Linked DNA regions of Homo sapiens: region 2 is linked to region 1. The links are chromatin loops, found by intact Hi-C in ENCODE. Cell type or tissue: mammary epithelial cell. All regions are shown on one strand. Each heading gives the region's core, and the rest is flanking DNA. Links, peaks and the distances in the headings are about the cores only. Region 1 overlaps LOC100507336 (a long non-coding RNA gene). Region 2 overlaps SLC22A23 (solute carrier family 22 member 23).

Region 1 (8,339 bases), core at 121-8,120:
TGTTTTAAGATTCACCTCAACTGACTTTAAGACGCACATGGGTATCATTTGGCAATAAAGCAAGTTTTATTAAATTTAGGCAACTTTCTTCGAGAGACAGACATAAAATCCTGGCAAAGATAAGAGCTAAAATTAACCAGACACGTGGAATGCTGAACAGCTGAATTAAAACAGAAACTCGACATCATGCAGACAATAACATTCCATCTATGAGTGCCCTCTCCCCACCTTGAGGATGGGAACTTCCTTGTCATCTCAGACCCTTATAAAAGGCCTCTGTGAAAATGGATGAAGTGTTTGGGTAGCCAAAAACCCTCTTTCTAATGCCATACTTAAAGTTCTCCTAAACTTTTAAATCCAACATCCCCTAAACAAATACGTCCATTTATTCACAATAAATCAATTTTTTTTTTCAGAAGAAGATTCAATTAAAAAAAAATTCCTATGTCCCTGCTCTTCAATGTTTTAGCCATTGCACAGTAATGGCTTGCCTAATTCTCTTTTAAAACCAAATTCATGTCCCCAACCATGGAAGGTATTGAGCCCATTAAATTTGGGGTGCTTCTGCAAATGAAGTTTTGTATATGTTTACTTCTTGGTGCAAAAGAAATTACATGCACATTACAGTAACATCAGAAAATATAGACAAGCAAATGAACCATATCAAACAGCTACAATTCCAATCACCCAGAAATGATATATGCATATAAACATACCTGCACATTATATGTGTGCTCCATATGCCACACAAATGTATGAGTAAATCATTTGTCTTCATGAGCATGCAAACATATATATGCACATCATACGTGTCCTATATAAAAATATATACATTGTCTTCCGCATGCGTACACACATATATGTATGCAGATATATCTCTTATGATACAAGTGTATGCATACATTATGTGTGTTTTTCATATACACACAAACACATATGCATACCACATGTGCCTTTCATAGTCACACAAACACATGCACATAATATGTGCCTTTCATATGCCTGCAAACACATATGAACCTCGTCTTTTATGCACATATATACATATATGCATGACATATGTGCCTTTATCTATATCTGTGATTTTCCAAAATTAAGATAATGTATACATTGTGTACATCCTCTATTGTCACCTGATTTTTCACTTTGTCTGTTTTTTGTTTCTCACTCTCACAGGATATACATCTTTCCACACCAATAGACCTTGTTTTCCGATGTAGCATTATTTTTCATAGTTGGCGAATATACAGTTATGGATTCATAACAGCAAGGTATCTAATTATCCTCTACGGTTAGATATTTAAGTAGTTTATGCCAATGTTTCCAACAGATCATCTTGTATTTGTCATAGTGTCAAGCACAGTTCGAGGGTCAGACTTACCTTCTCACTCTACCAGACCTTCATAGCTTATCGATTTGTCAAATTTCTGTGGCATGTTTCAGCCTTGGAGGACAGTCACTTAAGTACAGTTATAGTTCCTCTTTCTATCCTGGCTTGTGGCCGGGCTGTGCCTGAAGGACAGGGCTTCATGTTCGACGGATTTCTGGATTTTTGAACTGTAATTCAGTCCCATTCGGTTCAATAACCGAATTTATTTATTGGGCTTTGCCCCACATGCACATAGCAGATTCTCTGTAAACATGTGTTAAATGAAAACATATTTTTACAAATGGAATCCCACAGCACCTGGCAAGCCACTTCATTCTTAGTTGTGTCAAAGGCAGTACAATGAGGGTAAGCTGTGAGGTCAGACAGGCGTGGGGTCCAGCCGTGGTTCTGCGTCTTACAAAATCTGTGACCGTGATATGTAACTTCTCAAGCCTCCATTTCCTTATCTGCAAAATATAGTTAATTAGGACACCTTCCCCATGGGGTTGTGAAGATGATACAGACGATGTAAGTAAAATACTTCGCACAGTGTCCAGTATGCAAGCAATGTGAGCTGTCATTATTATTATTATTGGCTATTGCTTCCTAAGATAAATGAAGCATTTGAATTAAGTGCTAAGCTCTTAGTGAATACTAAGTCGGATTTAATTAAGTAGTTTTTCAGTTAGTATAAGGGGGAAAAAAAGAGGAGAAGAAAAATGTCTTACTGCTGAATCTTCCTGAACCTCCACAGGGCCTATCCACCCAAATTTGTTGACCGGGCCATTTGGTGAGTGAGCGAGTCTGTTGGAGGTTTTCTCTAGGTTTGGTGCGTGTGATGATAGCACAGTCCTCAGTGACTGCATGGTGTGTTTTATCTGAGGGCCTCAGGGTCTGAATTGTGATACTTATGTGCATGGCTTTTGTTTCCAGATGGAGAAATTGCACTGCAGAGAAATCTTTAAAAGCAATTACCTAATACTGCAGATTGCTGAACTGTACCCACACCCAAGACTGAGCATTGGATCAATCCAGAATATACATCAGGTGTTCTGCAATGTCTGCCTAAAACCATGACTCTGCCTCCTCCAGCTGTTGCTACATCTCACTATGGGTTTCCTGTGACATTTTGAGCAAGTATGCCTCTGTGACTGGGGTTCTTACACTCCAGAATGGATGAGAAGCACCGTAAGTGGCTTTTAAAATGAATATTCCCTGGCCCTTCAGTCGCTCTATAGGTCAAGAATCTGAATTCTCAACCTGTCTAGAAGGTTCTGGTTTTAATGGTCTGTGGGCTGCACATTGAGAAACCTGTTCAGCGAGTGCAACAAAGGTTCCACATGTGAGAAAGGAAGCATCAGGTCTCTTGAGCCTGTTCTTTAATCTGTAGGCTGCACCTTCTCTTTAAATTCTGCTAATAACACCATGCGAGAAAACACCCGAGCTTGAAAAGCCCATGTTCCAACATAACTGTCCTTCACCACTCTGGAAAATTAATGGTTTGTTTCGATTATCCCTTTGTTAAACTCCAAAGTCAAAGAGCTCTGAAAGGCATACGGTTATTTTAAGTTTCAGGTGATTTCTGTTGCCAAATATTTTAAAAATTTAAAATTGCTACGTGACCTCTTAGTAGTACTATTAGATTTCCTGACAATAAAAATAAGTCTTTTGGTTTCACCATTTATAGTTAGTACAGCTAATATTAAGTATAATTTTAAAAGCCTTTTATTTTCTCAGAAAGAAAAAATAATCAAAATCTGCTCAGTGTGGTATTGAATAATTAAAAACAAAAGAACAGTATCTTCACATTAGTGTTTAATATTAATTGCTTTTTTACCCTTGACACTGGTGCTAATTAAATTTTCATTTTATTTTCCATGACTTGTTTAAACAGTTTTTGCAAATTATTGCTAATCAGCCTAATAAAACTGAATCACCTATTAAACAATTTTGTTTTGAATTAAATGGCATTAAAATAATTCTGGCTGCCTTGTGTTATAATGTGTTACAAGAATACCAACCGCTACAGGTAATATGCCTTAGCTTTTACACATGCTTTAAATAAATCTACGGATGTATTTACCTACATGCACAAACATGCAAAGAGGCAGTGTTGGTTAGTTGAATGGGTTTCCGGCTGGATTTATTTCCCGTCTACTGTCTTCTCAAGAGGAAATCTAAGGCAAATCTCTTCAACAACCTGAAACTTGGTTTTCATCATCAGCAAAATAAGGAGTATGTATTTTTGAGGGAAAGGGTTATCGGTGGAAATAGAGGTTTCCCTAAGCACCGCTTTGCAGCCCCTTCCAGCAAGATACGATTAATGGGGTGCGGGGGGGAGAGCCCGTTGCCCCCACTCCCCCGGAGACTTTCCTGCAGTTTCGAAGGTGTAGGACACAAATGGTGGGTCTAAAATATTAGCAGCAGCCACCAGTGAGGAGCCACATGGCTCACAAAGAATGAAGAGAAATAATAGGGCCAAGTGGACCAGTTGGTAAAACCCCGGGGCCCCCACTGCGTTAGTGGGCTCTGGAAGAGGTGCCTTACTGGTACCCAACAGAGCCCTGGGAGGGTCTGTTGCACATGGCGGGGCAGCTTTGGGGGCAGTGGTACACAGCAAAATTGCAGGAGCAAGTGTGAGATTGACCCTCAGAAACTGCGATTACCTATGTGTGGGGGTGAGGGAATGTGAAGGAATAGTCTACACATGCTGGTCAGATGACTACCAACTCCTTTGCACTTACAACGACTCTGTAGTTCACAGAATAGGTAGGTTACTCATATTGTTATGTCTTAGATGACAAAAGAGAATTACGAAACATGAAGTGACTTAATCCAAGATGATGAATGGGGAGGTCAAATATTTTGTGATGAAATCATAATCACAACTCATGGCAGGAAGCAGAGTGCTGGTCTTACACAACACTTTTTGTTGGTGTCAGCATCAAAGGAAGAACACTGAAGCACGTAGGACAAGGCCTGATCTTGTATAACCTGAGTCTTCGGGAAAGATGGTACAGACAGGAGCTACAAGACCTGATCATTTGTGTTGGCTCTGCCACTAACTGGATGAACACTAACTGGATAAACAATCTCCGATGAGTCAGTTAATTTCCTCATGGTTTAAAAGAAAATGATGAAACAAATGCTATCTATCTCAAAGGACTTAAAATGAAAAGAATTAAAAAAATACAATTAAAAATGGTCAGAAAAGTTGAAAGTTTCATACAAAATGTTAAAATATGTACGTTAATGATCTTTATGTACAATAAAGAAGGAAACCTCCTGACATACAGCAATTTGCTGAGTCACATTAATATCTACTTATTAATTGGAAACACCAAGCCAGTAGACAGTAGTAATTTTCTTCTGGCAAATACATTTCAAACTGTCTCATTCAGTTTTCTCATTAGAAACAACAGATGCTAGAAGTTAATGAAAAAAATATTTAAAGTACTCAAGAGAAAGTAACTCTAAACCCACAATTCTATACCTACATAAATTATTATGCAAAAATAATGGCAAAAGAAAGACAATCCCAGCCATGCAGAAGTTGCCCTTCTAACTGGATTTTCTTCCACCCTTGCCCAAAGCAGTCTGTTTTTAACAACCAGTCAAAGGGGTATTGGTAAGGTGGAAGTTGGGCACGTCATTCCTCAGCTCACATCATTTTTAAAACTTTTTTTAAAAACAGCTTTATTAAGATACAACTTAAAAAAATAAAAAATAAAAAAGATACAACTTATATGTCATAAAATTCACCCCTTGTAAGTGTATAATTTTGTTATTTTTAGTAAATTTATAGACCTATGCAACCATCACCACAATCCAGTTTTAAAACATATCCACCATCCCAAAATGTTCCCTTGTTCCACTTTGCAATTAATCCCTGCTACTACTAATACCTCCAAGCTCTAGGCAGCCACGAATCTATTTTCTGTCTAAATTTGCCTTTTCTGGACATTTCAGAGAGATGGACTCATGCAATCTGTAGTTTTTTTGCATCTGGCTACTTCCATATGGCATAACATTTTTGAGATCCATCCATGTTGTAGTATGGATTAGCAGTTTGTTCCTTTATTTATTTTTATTTTTTGAGATGGAGTTTCACTCGTGTTGCCCAGGCTGGAGTGCAATGGCGTGATCGCAGCTCACTGCAACCTCCACCTCCCAGATTCAAGAGATTCTCCTGCCTCAGCCGCCCGACTAGCTGGGATTACAGGCATGTGCCACCACGCCTGGCTAATTTTCTGTATTTTTAGTAGAGACAGGGTTTCCCCATGTTGGCCAGGCTGGTCTTGAACTCCTGACCTCAGGTGATCCACCCACCTTGGCCTCCGAAAGTTCTGGGATTACAGGCGTGACCCACTGCACCCAGCTTAGTTTGTTCCTTGTTTATTGCTGAATAGTATGCCAGTGTGTGGACAGGTCACATTTTGTTATCTGTGCACTAGCTGATAACCAGATTGTTTCAAGGTCTTGGCTCTCATGGTTGATGCTGCTACGAACAACCACGTACACATCTTTGTGTGGATTGCCCACATTGTTCATGCCTTCCCACTTCCTTCAGAGTAAAACCAAAGCTTTGGCTGTGGGCTGCACATCCCTACCCCATGTGGTTTCCTAGTACTGCTCCTTACTGCTGTCCTCTCACCCCCTGCTCCCCCGTCGCTCACACCACTGCCACCACACTGGCCTCCTGGCCATTTCTCCAACACATCAGTCATGCCCTCCCCTCAGAGTCTTTGCCCCAGCAGTGCTTTCAGCCTGGAAGCTTTGGACCCCATTCCAGGATACCCTTGTAGCACGTCTCCCCCAAATCTTTGCTCTTCTTCTCCCTTGCAATCTCCCTTACCTATTACAGACAACTTCCAAGTTTTTGTTATTGAAAATGTGGGGAGAGAACCACAGACAGACAAGATAGCATCACCAGGAGCTGGTCAGAGCTGCACAGCCTCGGTCACCGCAGACCTGCTGAGCCGGGATCTGCATTTTACCAAGGTTCCCAGCTGGTCTTCAGGTACACTAAGGTCTGGAAAGCCCAGTTCTAACATACAAGATGATTTACTTCTTTGTTATACGTATTGTTTACAGCCATCATTTTGTACTAGAGCGTTCATTTCACAAAGATGAGAGATTTTGTTGTTTTATTCATAATGAATCCCAGAGGCTAGAACAGTGCCTGGCACACATTCATTGAATGAGCGGATGTTTTCCTGTAAATATCTGTAAAGAATTATCCTTGTACATTACCTGTAGAAGCCAGTGATTTAAATTAATAGTCTTGGACTTAAGCCTGGGTGGGGAACAATAGAAAAATTAATTTTTTTCCACTTCTGGGCATTAAAAAATATCGGTTCACTAAAGAATGCCTTCAAAGAATAAAGTATGAGTAGATTAAAAATAAAATGAGTAACCATCTAAGACTATGGAAATATGAAGAAGAAAAAGAAGCCAAAGAAGCGACACTGGACTGCCTGTGGGTCACCGCCTGTCTCCCTTTCCCCTGTCACGCAGCCTCCTGTGGAGCCGGCCGTGGAAACGCCCTGACATGGAGTCAGAAGCCCGAGCCCGTGTTTCAGACTTGGCGTTCATTGACCAGAAGAGCTGCTTCACCACTTAACCATGCAGCTTCAAGGGCTCCATCTGCAAAACGCAGGCTTGAACCACAGGACTGGTTATGCTCCTTCTTGTTCTGTGTCCTCTAAATCCACCCCGTGGGATGGTTCTCATCCTCATTTCTAGGAAAACAAGGCCCAGGTGGAATCTCTTTTCTCATCTGCAGGACTGATGCCTTTCTTGGCCTAAATTTCAACAACATGTGACTATAAAACTTACCTGTGTGTGAACCCTACAGATATTTGCGGGGGTGTTGTGTGGGGAGATGACCCCATGGTGGGCCCCTAGCGCCGGCCTCTTGCTATCATGCTGAGCACGCCCACCTTGCCGCAGCCTAGGATCTCCCTTTCCCACCGGCACTCTCTTGCCTGGAGTGTGGATCCACTGTGGCTTTCCCTCGCCCCATCCTCCAGCTTGGTGGGTAGTAATATCTTCTGTCCCTCTTTAGACTCGGGGGCCTAACTGGAAAACAGGTGCATTGGTAGATTTAGTAGCAGAGGAGTCCAAGAGTTCTAGTGCTCTACATGGGCATGAGACCAAAGCCCATAAATACATGTTCGCGGGGTGCCTACTGTATACCCAATGCTGTAAGGTAGTGTCCCCAAAGCATACTGCTGCAGAACACTAGTTTTGTGGGGTGTTCAACGATATTACCTGGAGAAAAGAGTCCAGAATCTAACAAGTTTGGGAAACTCTGGATTAAATAAGGTTAACTATGTTTCTTTTAGGTAGTCCTTCTCAGAGACTTAAGATGAGAGCATGCATTGGGAACTTCCAAAATGGGAGATGCAGTGGGAGGCACTCCCATAGTTAGGTAACCAGGCAGCCCCTTTTTACTTATTTTATTTTATTTTTTTGAGATGGAGTCTTACTATGTTACCCAGGCTGGACTCAAACTTCTGAGCTCAAGCAGTTATCCCACCTCAGCCTTATCCCACCTCAGCCTCCTAAGTAGCTGGGACTACAGGCACGAGCCACCACACCTGGCTTTTTTAAAAACAAAGGACCATATTTTGGAAACACATAGGCCCTGTAGCACACAGACCCATGGGATCTCCTGGCCACCTGGCCCAGCCCATCTTCCGCAGATATGAATCCTGGACCTGAGGGAGAAGCGAAGCAACTTGCCCCAGGGCCCCACGGCTAACACTGTAGGCCACGCTTCCCATTTCTCAGCTGAAATAAAAGGTATGTTTTTGTTGCAAATATTTAGTTGACCATTAATTTACCTAAAACCAGTGACTCTCACCGGGACACACAGACTTTTGAAAAGAAAAATCATTAAAGTGAAAAAAGGAGATTTTCAGGTAACTGCAGTTTTTTATTTTTATTTTTTGACATGGAGTCTCGC
Region 2 (8,339 bases), core at 14-8,013, 190 kb after region 1:
CTTCCTAAGGAGTGTTTGCATGGAAGCAGAGTGCACATTGGCAAGAGCAAGAGAGAACAAGCCAAGCTCAATGGATTTCCCCAGCACAGTAGTGGCCTCTAAGACCTTTGTGAGCCACTGAACTAATTTCTAAATACACTTGGACTGGATCAGTGGCCTCTGGACACACATACGCACACACACACATGCGCGCACACACACACACACACACACAGGCAGTCGAAAAACTGACTTAGCAAGGCGAGGGGCACGGACCAAGAAAAGAAGCAATAGATCACATTTTCCTATTTGTTTATGAAAGTACAGTCTTATTTTCAGCCTAAAGAAATGGACACTTCTCAGCATAGGCGGACGTGATTGGTTGTGGTATGAATCCTTTTCCTAACCAGGATCCATAATATCACAGACAAGGTAATATAGCACTGTGAAGGATGTGTCTTTCTTCAAATGGAGCCATGAGAGATGGTGGTTTTTTAAGTTGATTTGATGTTGGATGTAGTAAGTCCTGTGGGAGAGAATTTTTTTAAATAAAAAATACTGTTTAAAAGTGTCTCTTCTAACTTGATCTCTACCTTTTCCCCTCTCCACTTCTAACTGCCCCCCACCAGCTACACTTTCCCAGTTTGAAATAATGAACAATACCTTTTGCTGACAGACCAAACCTTAGTTCCTGTGGGCAAATGAAGGGTTTTTTCCCCCCAACAATGAACAATTTTCTTGAAAAAGTCTCTCAAAGATGTTCTTATTGTAATAACCCTCCTTCAACCCAAACAGCCTAAATGATTGGATAAATGTTACACAAGATCAAGGAGCAACCAGGAATTTCACAGCTGACTCAGTTACTGATTACTTTGCAAAAATAGAAGCCAAGTCTTGACTTAACTGGTAATAGACTCAGAGTTTGAGTTTGCTCTGGGTGGGGTGCTGATCCCTTTTTCACATGACAGAAGTGATTGAGTAATTTCTAATGTGCTGGTGTTGGATGGCTTTTTCTTTCTCACTATCCCATATATTTTTACACTTTGATATTTCCCTGAACTAATATTCCTTGCAACTTATTTCAGTCAACAGGATCTTTAAGCATCAGCACTATGCTATATATGTAAAAAAAAAAAAAAAAAATTTGACTGAGCCAAATGGCTCCACAGAGTGAGTTGTCAAAGTGTGGAATGAAGAGAATGGAGATTGCCGATGTCAACTAGAAATGGCTTCAGCTACCTTGTGGGCTTCTGGGGAGCAAACATTTGCTCTGCATTTGGGTGAAGGGAAAGTTTCGCATGAATACGTGCTCGGTCGTCTCTTTGTCTCCACCCGGTTTCCCCATCTTCAGATACGTGGGCCTTCCCAGTAGCAGCAAGTTCTCAGGGCAAAAAGCCCTTCTCCTGGTGGGACCAACTCCACTCACAAGGCTATTTCCACCAAGGAAATGAGTCAGAGTTTACCGAAGGCCTTTGACAAACTTTTTTTTTTTTTAAATTTTTTGAGACAGTCTCGCACTGTCGCCTGGGCTGGTGTGCAGTGGTGCCATCTCAGCTCGCTACAACCTCCGCCCCCCAGGTTCAAGTGATTCTCCTGCCTCACCCTCCCAAGTAGCTAGGATTACAGGCACCCACCACCACATCCAACTAATTTTTTTGTATTTTTAGTAGAGACAGGGTTTCACTATGTTGGCCAGGCTGGTCTCGATCTCCTGACCTCGTGATCCGCCCGCCTCGGCCTCCCAAAGTGCCAGGATTACAGGCATGAGCCACCGCACCTGGCCGACAAATCTTTTTTTTTTTTTAAGCTTCAAAGGAATTTTGATTTTACTGAGGTTCAGATGGGCACAACAGGGAAATCGGAGCAGATTGAGGTCTCTCCATTGGTCATTTTCTTCACTGGAAACACATTACTAACCCTGCGGGCAAACTGCGAAAAGCAAAGGAGTAAATTTCTAAGCAAAAAGTAACAGGGCATTTGCTCTGTACCCCACTGTCTTCCCTTATCCCACCTCTGAGCAGTCAGAGCTTCTGGGCTCACTGCAGGGTAAGTAAGAATAGAAGCATCTGGTGAGGCAGTTCCAACCCCTGGGAAGGCGAGAATGCTGTGGTGGCCAGTTAGGCAGGGCCACTGGTCATGGGTCAGAGCCTGGAGGGGTGAGCCATCCAGCAGGGAGCCACAACATGCCACTGAAGACTGATTTTTCTCAAAATTGTGCCAGTCCTTCAAATAAAAATTTACTCAGGCCTTTCTCTCTATCTCTACCTATATGTTCGCCAAAACCTGGACTTTTCTTTCTATAGACATTTCTCTGGAAAAAATGCAAATGTCTCTAGGGCATGTAAGGATATATCATCTCACCTGCATATTAAAAATGGAAATGTGAGGACAGAGAAAGAATAAGCGGCCAGTGGCATCACTGAGACCCATCTGCCCAGTCTTCTGTCCAGAAGTCTGTGCAAGAAAACATGTAGCTATTGCCTAAATGTACAGATAGGCTTTCCAGTGCATATATCTTTTGGTGTTTTGAATTTGGTGAAGGTAGATCTATGTCCAAATCAGAGGAAAATAGTAGCAAATACTCGGAGATATCTGGGCATTTTAAAATTAGAGTATTTGGATGCTTTTCCACACAGGGGAGGCTGTTCTTAAACTGTGCGTCAAAACCTTACGGACTAGGTTTTTTCCAGACTGGAATTTCAGTAGTGTGTCTGTGCTTCATTTGAAACAAAGCTGTTCACTACTCTAAAAGGGGAACTGAAAAGATCTGAAAATCAGGAGATCTGAGCTGGATTGCAGACTCCACAGTTGACTGACGGTGACCGTGACAGATTGTGAGATCTCTCTGAGCTTGTGTCTCCCTCTCTATAAAGTAAGGGATGAGATTTAAACCAAGTTTTGTGTAGCTGTGCGATCGCTTCCTGGGATAACTCGTGGAGAAAATGAATGGAAAACAAAACAAATGGAAAACTATTGAGCTTCAACGTAACTTCCAGTTTTAGAATTCTATGGCTTTTGAATTCTTAGCCATTAGCCTCCTTCAGTGTTGAAGATTTCTTGGGGTGGGAGTGGGGGCAGTGAAACCAGGGGTGCTTCCTCTTACCCCCCTAGATGTGCCAGTCTCAAGTCCACACTAGTACCTAGTGTTGTTGGACTTCCATCCTTCCTCGCTGTGTGGCTGCTGCGCCAGTGCCGATCTATAAAGTGAGCTGGGAAGAGATGCTGTGATAGGGTAAGATTAATGGTTAACAGCTTCCCTTTCCCCAGGGTTCCAGACCCTGCCCTCATGTCAACAACCTTGCCCTTGCTGGCCCCTGCTGGAAATCCTTTCCTGCTTGCTCCATTCGCCTCTCTTACCACATGTTTGCTGGCTGGAATCCTATTACACTCCCTGGGAGTTTTTTTTTTTTCCACACCTGGACAGACAGGATGGGACCTGAAGCTAAAAGCTGAGTCGACCAGAAAAAATTGTTCAGGAGTGTAAGAGAGCAATACTGGGCTGACTTTGTTTTGTTTTATGTTCTTAAAAGCAAATTAAAAGAGGAAATAAATCAGTCACCTTGAAAACAAGTAAAAAAAAAAAAAGCAAAACATTAGGCTTCTTGAAAACATCCAAATGTATCTAGTGGGAAGCAAAATCATTACTGGTTTGCCAAGACTTGCTGTTATTGAAAAGACAGACTCTTGGCTGAGAGCACAGAGAGAAATATAACTCAAATGGTGCAGAGCCATGAAAGTTTGTTGTCAACAACTGTTTCTCAAATCAGCGCATCCTGCCAGATAGGCTCTGCTACAAAGAGTTTAAGTTTTAGTTTTTCATGACCTGCCCGGAAGCACAATTTTCTCCTTTGCTCATTTGCTCCATGAACATGTGAGGACCTGTCGGGTGCCAGGGGATGGACAGTTGGTTCCTTGATTACATACTAAACCCTTGCCATTGTTGAGTGTTGAGGACATAGAGGCAAGTACGTGCTCCTGCCCTCTAGCGCACTCAGAGTTTAGTGAGTGAAGAGGCAGAGACACACCCTGCTGGGACAGTGAGCACCAGAGGAGACTCCTGAGCTGTGAGTTCTGTGGGGTCAGGGAGAATAGGTGTTTGCTATTTGCAGTGGGTGCTTAGATCCTAGAAGAGCCTAGTGTACTCTGGGTAGTATAGGTGATTGGGGTTGGCTGGAGCCTAGTGCACTCTGGGTAGTGTGGATGATTGGAGTGGGCTGCAGCCTAGTGCACTCTGTGTAGTGTGGATGATTGGGGTTGGCTGGGGCCTAGTGCACTCTGGGTAGTGTGGGTGATTAGGGCTTAGCTAGAGCCTAGTGCACTCTGGGTAGTGTTGGTGATTGGGGTCGGAATCTAAATTATGAATAACAAAGCCAAGGAAGGAGGATGGAACAACACACACAGACCTATCCTCCATGACCTTAAGGTAGTGGCAGGCCACTGAAGGATCTCAATTGAGAAAGATAAGCCTTAGATGCATGTTTTGGAGAAATGTCTCAGGCTGCAGTGTGAGCAGGCCAAAGAGGAAAAGAAGGCCAAGCTAGGAGCTGGGAGGCTGCTGTGGTAGTGAGGCGAGGAAGAAGAGCCCGAATGAGGGCCATGGCCATGGGGCAGGAGAGACACTGAGGATGCAGAATCACAGCCTCAATGACTGAGGAATGGGGAGAAGGGTGAAGGAGGGCCAGGGGACTTGCCTGGATACCTGGAGAGGGGATTTTTCTCTGAATGGTGATAAAAGGGATTCAGCCCAAGCATTCTACTCTGATTCCAAATCCTGTAGAGTCTGAAGCTACCGACCACTCCCTTCCTCCCATGAGTCTGACAGGGGAAGATGATGACCTCTGTTTCAGACCTGGTAAGCTGATGGAGACTTAGGGCATCTGAGAGGATTGATTTGCCAGGAGATTTGTTATTCAGAAGTTCAGGAGCAAGGCCCCCGTGTCCTCAGGATGAAGGTAGCAACTAAAGGTTACCAGAGCTGAGCTCACCCAGGGGCTCTGTAGCTGAGCAACAAATGGGTGGAGGTAGAAGAACCAGTGGAGAGAGACAGGGAGGAACCGACTGTGTGGTCAGTGGAGAGTCAGACCAGGCTGGTTACCAGGGAGCCAAGGAAGGGGCTGACAGCAGAGTCAAGTGATGCAGGACATTGAAAAATGTCCTTTGGGCATAGCAAAGATTGCCCAGTAGGTCAGAGGTAAGTGTGGCAAAGCAACTTTAATTCCATGTAGTGATTAATGTAATGTGAATTATTTCGAGCATAGGTTTTAATTTATGTATGCCTCAGAGAAGCACTGTCTTGTCCTATGCCAAGTATTTTAGAAAGAAAGTTATATTTTTTTTTTACTGTGGCAAAATATACATTACATACAGTTTACCATTTCAGCCTTTTTTGTTTTGTGTTTTGTTTTTTGTTTTTGTTTTTGTTTTGAGATGGAATCTCACTCTGTTGCCCAGGCTAGAGTGCAGCGGCACAATCTCGGCTCACTACAACCTCCATCTCCCAGGTTCAAGCGATTCTCCCGCCTCAGCCTCCCAAGTGACTGGGACTACAGGCGCCACCACGCCCGGCTAATTTTTGTATTTTTAGTAGAGACGGGGTTTTGCCATGTTGGCCAGGCTGGTCTCAAACTCCTTACCTCAAGTGATCCACCCACCTCGGCCTCCCGAAGTGCTGGGATTACAGGCATGAGCCACCATGCCTGTCCCATTGCAGCCATTTTTAAGTGTGCACAATTTAGTGATATATTTCCATTGTTGTGCAAGACAATGTTTTTTAGAGTGTTAGATGTTCATTATTATTGAGCAGAAAAAAATGGAATTGGAAGGCAAGTCGGTAATGCCTATTTTTGCTTAAAGTCACCTGAAACATGATATTCCCGTGACTCAATAACTGGATATTCAGTTACATTTAGTACAATTGAGTTGAGTTAGAGATGCAGTTTTGTTCTGATGTTCCAGTGTCCATACTGAAAGGCAGTGTGTGAAGACTTGCCATATCCCCACCCTCTTTCTCATCAACACACACCCAAGTGCACACACGTGCGTGTGATCACACGGAAACAGTTGAGAAGATGCTTGGGTGGAATCCAGGCTTGGATTGGAAGCCAAGCCCCCCACTTGCCAGTTGTGACCTTTAACAAGGTAGCTGACTACTCAAAGTCAGTTTCCTCACCTAGGAAAGATTGGGCAGGTGGCTGACCAGATGAACGTGATTGTCATCTGTAAAACCATGAAGTTCCAGGGAAGTGTTGGTGGACATTTGCATGTTTGTGACGTGATGGCCACCATCCTACTGCAAGCACCAGAGCTGCCCTGAGATACCATCCTACTGCAAGCACCATTACTGCCCTGAAATAATCGGCCCTTTCCTCTTCCACGAGGCCCACTCATGTGAGGGAATCTCTGGGCTCGCAGCAAGCTTGGGAACTTTGGACTGTGGCTGTCTGGTAGCTTAGAATAGCAGAATAACTGGTGGGTGGGGGCAAGAATCTGCTTCATAATTGTTTTTCCAGTGGTCAGCTTAATAAATTACCTCTCTTATAGCATCCATTCAGAGCTTTTAAAATTCATTTTAAAATGCAATCATGGGCGGGGCGCGGTGGCTCATGCCTGTAATCCCAGCACTTTGGGAGGCCGAGGCGGGTGGATCACTTGAGGTCAGGAGTTCGAGACCAGCCTGACCAACATGGTGAAACCCCATCTCTATTAAATGCAAAAAATTAGCCAGGCATGGTGGTGCATGCCTGTAATCCCAGCTACTTGGAAGGCTGAGGCAGGAGAATCGCTTGAACCTGGGAGGCGGAGGTTGCAGTGAGCTGAGATTGTGCCATTGCACTCCAGCCTGGGCAACAAGAGCAAAACTCCGTCTCAAAAAAATAAATGCAATCATATATTGCATTTTGAAAGTCTTAACCACTTCAGGGGTAGGAGAGGACAATAAACTCAAGAAAAAATTCTCCTGGACAGATCATTCCTAGGGCTCTTCTATCGACTCCCTGAGTATCCATCACTCACAGAATGCTTCATTAATTGGTAAGAAAACCCACTGAAGAAATAGAATAGTGGTACTCATTTTCAAGATTTATCTTATCTGTATGCAACCTCTCCCTTTCCCTTCCTTGTATTAATCCCTAAAAACGCCTGTAAACATTTTGTTCATATTGTTAAATATTAACTCAGGACGTTGCTCATTATCCGTAACACAGCTATAGGCTTGGCCCTGTTGTTTGCCATGTTCTGCCATAAAGTTTCACTGCCTTCCTTCTGGAGGGGCGGATGGCAGTTCCTGTTTGCGATGTGGCTGTGTGAGAATGTGTGTTTTCAGGATGGACATGAATGGCTGCTTGAGGAAGGGCATGACTTTGAATAACACATGGTTCATTTTTTATTGTATTTTCAAATGGCTCTTCTGGGGGAAAAACAGTTCAGGAACCACATTCCGATTGCTGGCCCAAAATCCATGTAAGACTTAGAAAATATTTGGGGTGAAATGATGGGCAGTGCCTTGTTTTGCACATTTTATGATGTGAGTTCGTGGTCCCCTCTGAAGAGGCGTTTCCTCTGCATGGTGAACAACTTCCCAAGTCCAGCCGCCAGGCCTGTAGGAACCCACCTCCCACTGGCCCAGACTCTGGAAGCAGGGCCTTGCTGGTGATTCTCTAAATGGTGAAGTCAGACTCAGGGGCCTTCTGAGTGTTTTTCGTTTTTTCGGTTTTATTATTTTATTTTATTTTTAAGAGTCAGAGTCTTGCTCTGTTGCCCAGGCTGGAGTGCAGTGGTGCGGTCACAGCTGACCGAAGTCTCGACCTCCTGGCCTCAAAGGATCTTCCCGCCTCAGCCTCCTGAGTATCAGAGACCACAGGCATGCACCACCGTGCCTGGCTACTTTTTAAATTTTTTGTAGAGATGAGGTCTCACGATGTTGCTCAGGCTGGTCTTGAACTCCTGGATAAAGCAGTTCTCCCATCTCGGCCTCCCAAAGTGCTGGGATTACAGGTATGAGCCACCACATCTAGTCCTGGGTGTTTTCAAAGCTAAGACCTCTACCCCACTAGAAACCAACGTCAAGGAGCCTGAGGAGGCAGGGAGGGTTGCAGCTGGGGTGAGATGCTCTTGGGCGAAGCTGCAGGGCCTCCACTTCAGGGCAGTGTTCCCAGGTGACAGAGTGGGACAGCTCAGAGGGCCTCTGAATCTCCTGCACAGAACACCGAGACCAGAAAATGGGTCTCTGATTAAGGGCTGTTATTTTCTTTTCGTTTTTCCTTCCACAGGGCTTTTGATGATTCTTGTAAAAAAAAAAAAAAAAAAAAATAGTGCTTTGTATCCAAGCAGAGTTGGCTCTGCCTGCTCCTGTTTGCTGGCTG

What was found. Hi-C counts contacts between places; a loop is a spot of excess contacts. Peaks named below come from ENCODE experiments on the same cell type or tissue, not always from the same donor. Only the 100,000 strongest peaks of a DNase experiment are listed, where the experiment ranks them.
Region 2: it touches region 1 in a loop (2.8-fold over the local background); 2 of 110 quality-filtered maps call a loop at or near these places.

Annotation. Positions count from the first base shown.
Region 1 is chr6:3,588,499-3,596,837 of GRCh38, reverse strand. It overlaps LOC100507336 (a long non-coding RNA gene), which reads left to right. Exons shown (of 4, transcript NR_187650.1): 4 at 2,303-3,348. Among named protein-coding and RNA genes, the nearest start is that of SLC22A23, 140 kb to the right of the region's middle. In mammary epithelial cell, for the core only: no CTCF peak of the experiment used is centred there; a DNase peak (open chromatin) is centred at 4,207; H3K27ac peaks cover 1,516 bases.
Region 2 is chr6:3,398,402-3,406,740 of GRCh38, reverse strand. All of the region lies in intron 3 of SLC22A23 (solute carrier family 22 member 23), which reads left to right. Among named protein-coding and RNA genes, the nearest start is that of SLC22A23, 54 kb to the left of the region's middle. In mammary epithelial cell, for the core only: a CTCF peak has its summit at 3,960; DNase peaks (open chromatin) are centred at 860, 3,390 and 3,890; H3K27ac peaks cover 1,651 bases.